Linked DNA regions of Homo sapiens: region 2 is linked to region 1. Evidence: chromatin loops called from intact Hi-C (ENCODE). Cell type or tissue: psoas muscle. All regions are shown on one strand. Links, peaks and the distances in the headings refer to the core of each region. The heading gives the core; the rest is flanking DNA. Region 1 has its middle 18 kb from the start of PPIE. Region 2 overlaps NT5C1A (5'-nucleotidase, cytosolic IA).

Evidence for each region. Hi-C counts contacts between places; a loop is a spot of excess contacts. Peaks named below come from ENCODE experiments on the same cell type or tissue, not always from the same donor. Only the 100,000 strongest peaks of a DNase experiment are listed, where the experiment ranks them.
Region 2: a loop joins it to region 1, with 3 times the contacts of the local background. A loop is called at or near these places in 43 of 110 quality-filtered maps.

What each region holds. Positions count from the first base shown.
Region 1 is chr1:39,718,407-39,722,803 of GRCh38, reverse strand. It overlaps the pseudogene CCDC25P1. Among named protein-coding and RNA genes, the nearest start is that of PPIE, 18 kb to the left of the region's middle. In psoas muscle, for the core only: a CTCF peak has its summit at 2,589 (motif pointing right); no DNase peak of the experiment used is centred there; H3K27ac peaks cover 591 bases.
Region 2 is chr1:39,651,083-39,655,479 of GRCh38, reverse strand. It overlaps NT5C1A (5'-nucleotidase, cytosolic IA), which reads left to right. Exons shown (of 6, transcript NM_032526.3): 6 at 1-4,251. Among named protein-coding and RNA genes, the nearest start is that of HEYL, 14 kb to the right of the region's middle. In psoas muscle, for the core only: a CTCF peak has its summit at 1,760 (motif pointing right); DNase peaks (open chromatin) are centred at 949 and 1,739; H3K27ac peaks cover 1,525 bases.

The sequences.
Region 1 (4,397 bases), core at 138-4,137:
ACACTTATGTATGTATTCAGTCATTCAGTCATTCAAGAAGTATTTACTAAGCAAATGTAATACACCAGGAAATATTCTAGGTGCTGAGGACACAGGAAATCCCATTCTCATCGAGTTTACATTCTAGTGATTCACTCAAGAATCCTGTATGGAGCTCTCCCATTCCATACAAGTGCAGTGGTGTGTTGGAGCTGGCTTGCATTGGCTTGTGAGAGCCAGGTGTGTGCATCTCTTTCCAACTCCCTATTCAGTTATGTTATGCCAGTAACTTCGAATTGGCCATGGTGGGAATATTTACACCATGGAAATAGGCAAAAGCTATAAATCAGGGCTTTTGTTTTGGAGTCAGTTGCTAAATATTTGCCAGCCTACCACTACAAGTCACTCAGTCAGAGAGTTCTTCCCTGATTAATCAATTTATAGAAGCCTGCCCCAGTTATTCTGTCACATGCCCCTGTGTTATTTGCTTTATAGCATTTATTACTACTGGAAATGCCCTTGTTCCATTGATTTATTCCACTGGTATTTATTGAGTGCCTACTATATGCCAGGAACTGTTAAAGTACTTGAGATCTAACAAAACAGAGATCTATACCCTTGTGGGGCTTACATTCTAGCAGGGGCAGATGGATTTTTAAAAACAATGAGCACAATAAGTAAATTATTTGGAGTGTTAGAAGGTGATAAGTTCTGTGAGGGGTGGAGAAAAAGTAGAGAAGGGCAAGAAGGATCTGAGTTAGGGACATGAGTGATGATTCTAAATGGAGAAGTCAGGGTGGGTCTCATTGAGAAGGTTATATGGGAATGCAGACCAGAAGTAGGTAAGGGAATTATCTGTATAAACAGTATTCCAGACAGAGGGAAAAGTCAGTGTCAAGAGCCCACACTGGCCTGGCCTGGCAAGTTCAAGGAATAGCAAGGCCAGTGTGGCTGAAGTGGAGTGAGCTGAGGCAAGTGGCTGGAGAGATGAGGTCAGATCATGTGAGGCTTTGTAGGTGATTAAAAGACCAATGTGTTTGGACTGTATCTGGGCTCTCTACCCCTTTAGGTTGGTCTGAATTGACTGTACTCTATTTAATTTCTGTAGTTTAACATTCATTTGTTATATCTGGTATTTTATTCTTTTTTTCAGAAGTATCTTGCATGTTCATGGACATTTACTCTTTCATATGAACTTTAGGACCTGTTAATCCAGTTACAACAAAAAATCCTGCTGAGTTTGTATTGGAATGAATTTAATTTGTAGGTTTATTTTGGGAGAGAAGTGATACCTTTATAATAGTAAGTATTCCCATCAATATCTCTCCATTTATTATTTTATTCATATTCTTTTTATATATTTAAAAACATTTTGTATTGTCCTCTATGAAGGTCTAGTATATCCTTTATGAGATATAGTCCTAGATGCCTTAGAGTTGTTATCAACCCTGGGAATGGTATATTTTATGCCTAATACTCTTATTGGTTTAAATAGTTTTTCTCTATATTCTCTTGGATTTTCTCATTGACTGTAATATCACCTGCAAATATGGATAGTGTTCTGTTTTTCTATGTTAACACTTCTTGTTTATTTCTCTTATTACATTGGCTAGGAGCTCCAGTATAATGGTGAATAATAGTGCTGATAGCAATCTTGTTCCTGACTTAATGGAAATGCTTCCAAACTTTCAAGCATAAAGTTTATGTTTGGGGTAGATACCCTTTAACAGGTTGAAAAAGTTCCCTTCTATTCCTAATTTGTTAAGGGTTTTTTAAAAATTATGAATCCACATTTAGTTTTGTTGAATGATGTTTTTTGCATTTTTGAGAGGATTGTATGATTTTTCTCCTTTATCACTTAATTGGCAAATCACAGGGAAACATTTCTTAATGTTAAATTATGCTTCTGTGAGTAAAGGGAAAATTAATATCAGGCTGGGGCTGATGCAAGCCTGCCTGACACTGACCTTGGTCTTCCACAATACTGTTTCCTTGGAAACTGCAGAGTTAACATAAACAGGGGATGTTGTGTATGCTGACTACACAATTGTGTGGAACTGCGCATGGGTCTGGAGGCATTGTCAGTGAGCATACAGGTCATGAGCGTATGCAACTGGGAATGGCAGGAAATATTGGTGAGAAATAGAGGTTTCAGGTTATTTACTTACTTACTTATTTATTTATTTATTTATTTATTTATTTATTTAAAGAGACAGGGCCTTGCCTGAGACCCAGGCTGGTCTCAGACTAGGCCCAAGAGATCCTCCTGCCTCAGCCTCCCAAAGTGCTGGGATTACAGGTATGAGCCACTGCGCCTGACTAAGGCTTTAGGTTCTATGAGTCAAAGTGATCGCTGCACACCTTGGCTAGCCCGTGGCAGCTGTAATTGCCCTGTGGATGAATGACAACAGGACATGTGTACTTCGGTAGCTGCTGGGCCACCTGGTGAGATAAAGATGTAGCATCTGCCATATCTTCTGCCTTGTATTCTAGGTTACAATTTATTTCTGTCTCATGAGTCTTGCTGTCAACTTGAACCTATAATCACAGCTGTAGTCTGTACCTTCTTTCCGGGATTATATTTAGCACAATTATGGAGCAGTATTTTAATTTTACCTCTAGGGGGCAGTCATGGATCATAAATTGGTATGCTGTTTTAAAAAACCATCTAGAATAAACTGCCCTTTTAGGTTATGTACTTTTTTTTTTTTTCTCATTTTTACAGATGAAGAGACTGAGCCTTAGAAAATCTAAATAATTTTCTTAGTTCACATAACTTGTAAATAGCAAAAAGCAGATCTGGGATTTTTTTTCAGATAAAAAATTATACTTTATTATAACTTTTAAAATTGCAGAACGTCAAGCTGAATATCATTAGACACGTACACAAAACCACTCATCTCTAAAGTCATCTTCTATACCCTATCAAAATTTGGCCAATGAATCATGCCTCAGGGAATTTTCCAGTTCAACCCCATACACCAACATGGAATATTTGGAAACACTAGCCTTTTGGTTTTGCCCAGAATTCCAAAGCGCTATTACAGGTGGAATATCTGCTGCAGGAGGTCATTCTTGCTGCTGTGGGTGTGAGTAAAATGTCCACCTGTATGCCTCTGGTCCTGCAGGCTTTGTTCTCTTTCTTCTTGTTTTGTCTCCTTCTACAGGGGTTCCCTTACATACTGCAATCAAAAGACATCTTCTGCTCAGAATCACAACAGATAGTGAGTGGTTCAAGTGAGAAGTAATGTTATATAGTAAGTTACTGAATCTACAATGAGAAATTGAACTCTGGGGCCACAACTCAAATATGATTTCAAGGTAAAGAATATAATTACTTGGCTGGCTAGTGAAACGCTTATTTCCTTCTAAAATCATAATTGCAATATGGACTTCTGCTTCATGCTGCATCCCAAGGCACAAATCAGGTAACCTACATCTGCCAAATGATCAACAGAGCATTCCTTCCTATTTTACCCTCAATGCTGAGAAATTACTCCAGAGCCCAGAAGTTGTTGCATAGGTGGCTTGGGTTACTTGGTGCTCAGGCAACAACTGCCACAGGCCCCACCTTGATGAACACCATCAATTTCTTTAAATATGATGATACTAAGATGGAGGAGGCCCTGCTCAGAAGAAGCAAGGACGTAAAAGCTGGGACAGACTGTGCTGTGGGTCACTACACTAACAGACCCAGATGACACGATGGAACGTGAATACTGAAGCTGACAATCTTCTGAAAATCTCTTTTTCAAAACCCATATGCCCTTTTTTCTAATCTGGAAATCAGGGACAGGGAAACATTCGCATAATTACCCACCAACATGTTCTTCTTAACAGAAGTGAAGATTATTTTAAGAATATGAAAAGTGTTTCAAGACATCTGTTTTCAGGGATAGATCACAGCAACAGAAGTACTTTTCAGAGTGGTTCATTTTAAAGTCAATCTCAAGAACAAGGGCAGCCAGCTTTCACAAAGTACCAAGACATGTTCTGGCAAAAACATTTTTGCTTTAAGTTATATGCTGTCAAGTTCAACTATTTTATACATATCTGATCCTTTTCTGTCAACAAAAAAGGTACAATTTTTTTAAAACTCCAAAATCAATAATTTCTGGGTAGGATGAAGGTAGAATTTTGGTTGTATTTTATACTTCAGAATACAGATGAAACCAAAAGGTCTGCAATTGTCTCTACATTCACATCTTTCAAAGGTCCTTTTCTCCTTTTACATGGATTCAGTTGAATCATTGCCATCCTGATTTGAAGACATATTTTCAACTTTCATTAGTGGTAAATAGCTCCTAAGTTCATCCATTTCCCTCTTCTTCATTTCTTCTTTTTCTCTCCTTTTCATTTCCTGAATTTGGGCTGTTTTCTCATTCCTCTCTTCACGATCTCTGCATTCTTTCTCTGCT
Region 2 (4,397 bases), core at 135-4,134, 67 kb after region 1:
ATGGTGAAATGCTGGAATACATTTGAGTGCATGCTTTTATTATAGCTTCCTAAACACCTACAAATAATTTAAATTAGAGCCAAACGTTTGTGAACCCCCAGAAGCACTTCCAAACAATCCCAAGTTTTGAGAAACCCAGTGTGAAGGCCCCTGTTTTGGGCTAATGCAGAGTTTGGCAAACTCTGGGCCCACGGGCCAAATCTGACCCATCACCTGTTTTTGTAAAGAAACTTTGACTGGGGCCAGGCACAGTGGCTCATGCCTGTAATCCCAGCACTTTGGGAGGCCAAGGCGGGTGGATCACAAGGTCAGGAGATCGAGACCATCCTGCCCAACATGATGAAACCCCGTCTCTACTAAAAATACAAAAATTAGCTGGGCGTGGTGGTGCACGCCTGTAGTCCCAGCTACTCGGGAGGCTGAGGCAGGAGGATCACTTGAACCCGGAAGGCGGAGGTTGCAGTGAACCGAGATCACGCCACTGCACTCCAGCCTGGCATCAGGGTGAGACTCCGTCTCAAAGAAAAAAAAAAAGATAAAAGAAACTTTGATTAGAACATAGCCATGCCCATTTGTTTACATATGTTTATGGCTGATTTCACACTGCAACAGCAGAGTTGAATTGTTGCAACAGAGGCTGCAAGCCAAAAATATTTATTATCTGGCCCTTTACAGAAAAATGTGCGGACCCCTGGGCCAAGGCAGACAGCCTGGCTGATGCCTCAGTGGGATGAGCCAGGTCACATCCACCTATGCATCTGTGGGCGGAGGCTGGCTCCACTGCCAAAGGGAAGGGACATGGGGCTCCATGCCCATCTGAAGATTCCAAGTTTTGACTATTTTCAAGCGACCCATGGCTCATGGTAATTTGCAGTTTTGTTGATGCACTGATTTGACTTGAATGTGCTCTCCCAAGCTGATGAGTGAGAGGGCAGGAGCAGGGCCCTTGGCTGGGGATGAGCCCAGCTGGCTGTCCAGCATGGCTTTGTATTCCCGACTCATTTCCTCATGGGGCCTCTTAGGCAATGATCAGCCTAGTAGGTGGATGCGCATTAGCTAAACATGAGTTTTGGATAGATTGAAGTGCCCAGTGTTGATTTCAGCAGCTCCGAGCCAACAAGGTCATCCATGTACTTTCTGTGAAAGCAAGAACAAGTCCGTCGTGAAGAGGGTCCCGTGAGGACTTTAGCCGGTTCAGAAGTTACTGATCAAGTGAGAGAGAAAACTCCTGTAACAGCTGGAATGGCAGTTTCTTGTGGCATGAAGGCACGTGAGCAATAAACACAAATACCCCTCATAATGGAATTGTGGATCAGGAGAATTCTAGGACTCTGCAAATTTAGAGATTTACCAGGCTTCCAGGATCCACTGCAAGAACAGACAGTATGGAAGACGCCCCATCTACAGCCATCATTGCTGTCGCTATGCCATCATGATACTCTTCTCCACTAAGCCCAGACTGGGTCTCAGAATCTTTCTCTATCCAGCATTCCAGGCAGCCACTACCAGCGGGCTGGAGCTGGTGTGAAAGATGAAACCTATTTTGCCATCCCTATTGGTGTTGGGTTTTGCTATCCAAGAGGCATGCAAGGCCCAGAATGTTCATCCTCTGAGGATATGATGCAACTCTGAGGATGTCAGAGCCTCACCTGACTTGGGTAGAACACAAGGAGGTGGATGAATAGCATCGTGTGGCTGGCGGCTTCCCAGATCACGGGTTTTATCTAGTCTTAAAGCAAAACACAAAACCACCTCCTTTCTGCCAGTAGGTGGCACTGCAGGCCGGCACGCAGCTGCTGGCAGTAGTCAAGTGATTCTACCCACTGATTTACTTTTCTCTCCCACTGACTTAGTGCTGCGCTGGACTCTCCCCACGGTTAGCTCTAGCCAGCCAAAAAGGACTTCAGGTGCTCTGGAAATGTTTGCTAAATATGCCCGAGTGACGAGCCGATTGCTCTTGCCGGCAATTACTGTGATTGTGTGTATGGATGCACACATATTAAGTTTGTGCAACAGGATAAAAATCGTACACGTACGTGTATTTATGTGGGTGTGTGTAATGGGCCAGATATCTCAGCCAATGACTCTGTGTGTGTGTGTGTACTCACTATGTGTACAGATGGTTATCTCTGTTAACTGAGTGTCCTGGGACCCACATACTGATGGCCAGCCCTAGGATAGTTGTACCCATTTCCATCATAACATGGGCATTTGCGTATGTGCAGCTTGGGGGCCACCGAGACCAGCCCCCAACCTCTGGCCAAGAAAGTCTTGGCTCCTAACCCTCTGCCTCCTACCCCTACTCCTGAGCCTTGGGAAGGAAGTGGTAGAATCTGTGTAAGGGCAATCCTTTTGACTATACCTGCCTCATCATCTCCATTTGTTTCTTCCCTCCCCCTAACAGTGCCAAGGCCAACGTGTCCAGTTGGGCAGATTGTGCACTGCAAAAATCTAGAGGGCGCCATTGGTATTGTGACATGGGTAGTACCTATTAGACACCTGCACAACCTGCCAACTGTATACAGATGCCCTGGTCATCTCATGGCCATGGCTACGAAAGTTGCCTTCCCTCCCCACTACCAGCCCTGCCCAACCTAGGCAAAGATTCCTGCCTCTGCTTGAGTGTTCTAATGTGGCCCAGAAGTGACTTACCATTGACCTTAATTGGGAAGTATCTCCCTGATGGGCCATCCCCTAGAGGCCTTTGGAATTCCATTTATAAAAGTGAAATGTGGCTGGGAACTTTTCAGTTACTCATCTTTGCAAAGTGAAAGCCTCTGTAAGGCAAACCAAAGCTGTGAAGACTGGGGTCACTGACTCCCACACTCCTGGCCTGTGGGTGAATATATGCCTTCATGGCCATCTGCCACGGAATTAGGGTAAAGGCCTCAAGGCTAGTCTTGTAGCTAACTGCCACCAAGAAGCCACCAAGAAAATCACTGAGGTCACCCTAGACTGGATGCCTGGGCCAGGGTCACAAACCCCAATGCCTACAGGGGCGAGGCAGGAAACATAAATGAGTGGAGAGGATTAAGCCAGTTCTTCACTGAGAATGGAGAACACTGTGGTCTGCCATGGTTGCTGCCACATGGGAATGTGGCCTGAGGTTGCCGGATAGTCCGCCCCATTTTTGAAGAGAAGCTGGGAATCTGGACTTTTAAATGTTGGCAACTATTTTGAATTTAGAAAACACCATCTGGGCCAAATAAAACATATTCTGTAGGCGAGATCCGGCCCTTGAATCTCCAGTTTGCATCCGCTGGCCCAGGCCCAGAGACTTGGGTTTTTAAGACCCAAGTCACTGAGAGTCTGAGGATATTACACTCAGATTCTCAGTGATGGATATTTAAGAGACCTCAGAGATGACCTAGCTCAGCCTTTGTGTGTTCAAAACTGCGTATGTACAAACTTCTTTTTTTTTTTTTTTTTTTTTTTTTTTTTTTTTTTTTGAGACGGAGTCTTGCTCTGTCACTCAGGCTGGAGTGCAGTGGCACAATCTTGGCTCACTGCAACCTCCGCCTCCTGGGGTCAAGCAATTCTCCTGCCTCAGCTTCCTGAGTAGCTGGGATTACAGGTGCCCGCCACCATGCCCAGCTAATTTTTTGTATTTTTAGTAGAGATGGGGTTTCACCATATTGGCCAGGCTGGTCTCGAACTCCTGACCTCAGGTGATCCACCAGCCTCTGCCTCCCAAAGTGCTGGGATTACAGGCGTGAGCCACCACACTCGGCCTACGAACTTCTTTATTAATGTAATAGCGCACATATACTTAACTTCTGGTTTCTACTTAAGAGCATCTCAATAACCTCCGATATAGAATACGATGAAAAATGAAACCTGTGTGCATAATGTGCTTGTATCTACCTGTCAGAAGCCCTTTGCTTTGATAGCATTTGCTGCCTCAGTCTTCCTCATCACCCAACCTCTCTGGGTTGCTTGTTATGATAAACCTAAGTGCCTCCGTAAATGGTTAGAGCATGTGTTTCTTCGTCTTTGTGACTTCCCTTGTCTGGGAATAAGACTGCTTGTACTTCTCCCAGCTTTGCCCTCTTTGGCCTACTAGTAGCACACCCCATCGATCCAGACCTGTCTGGCTCTTTGTAACATTTACCTGGTCACATGATAAAGGGTGCTGAGTGCTTGCCAGTGTGGGTCCCTGTCACTTCTCATGCATGTCCTATACCTTAATTTTACCACATGTGCTTCTGCTTCTTAAAAGCCATTCAAATAAATGGAGAGGGTTTTAATTAACTTACGTTGTCTTGTTTTTTCCCCACAATTGTATTCACAAACTGGCATATGGCCCCTCATGAAATGCTAATGGTGACGTAGGTAATGAAGAGGCCTGGGACCCGATTCATCCACTAGTGCTGGGATCTTTCTGTAGAATCTGTCCC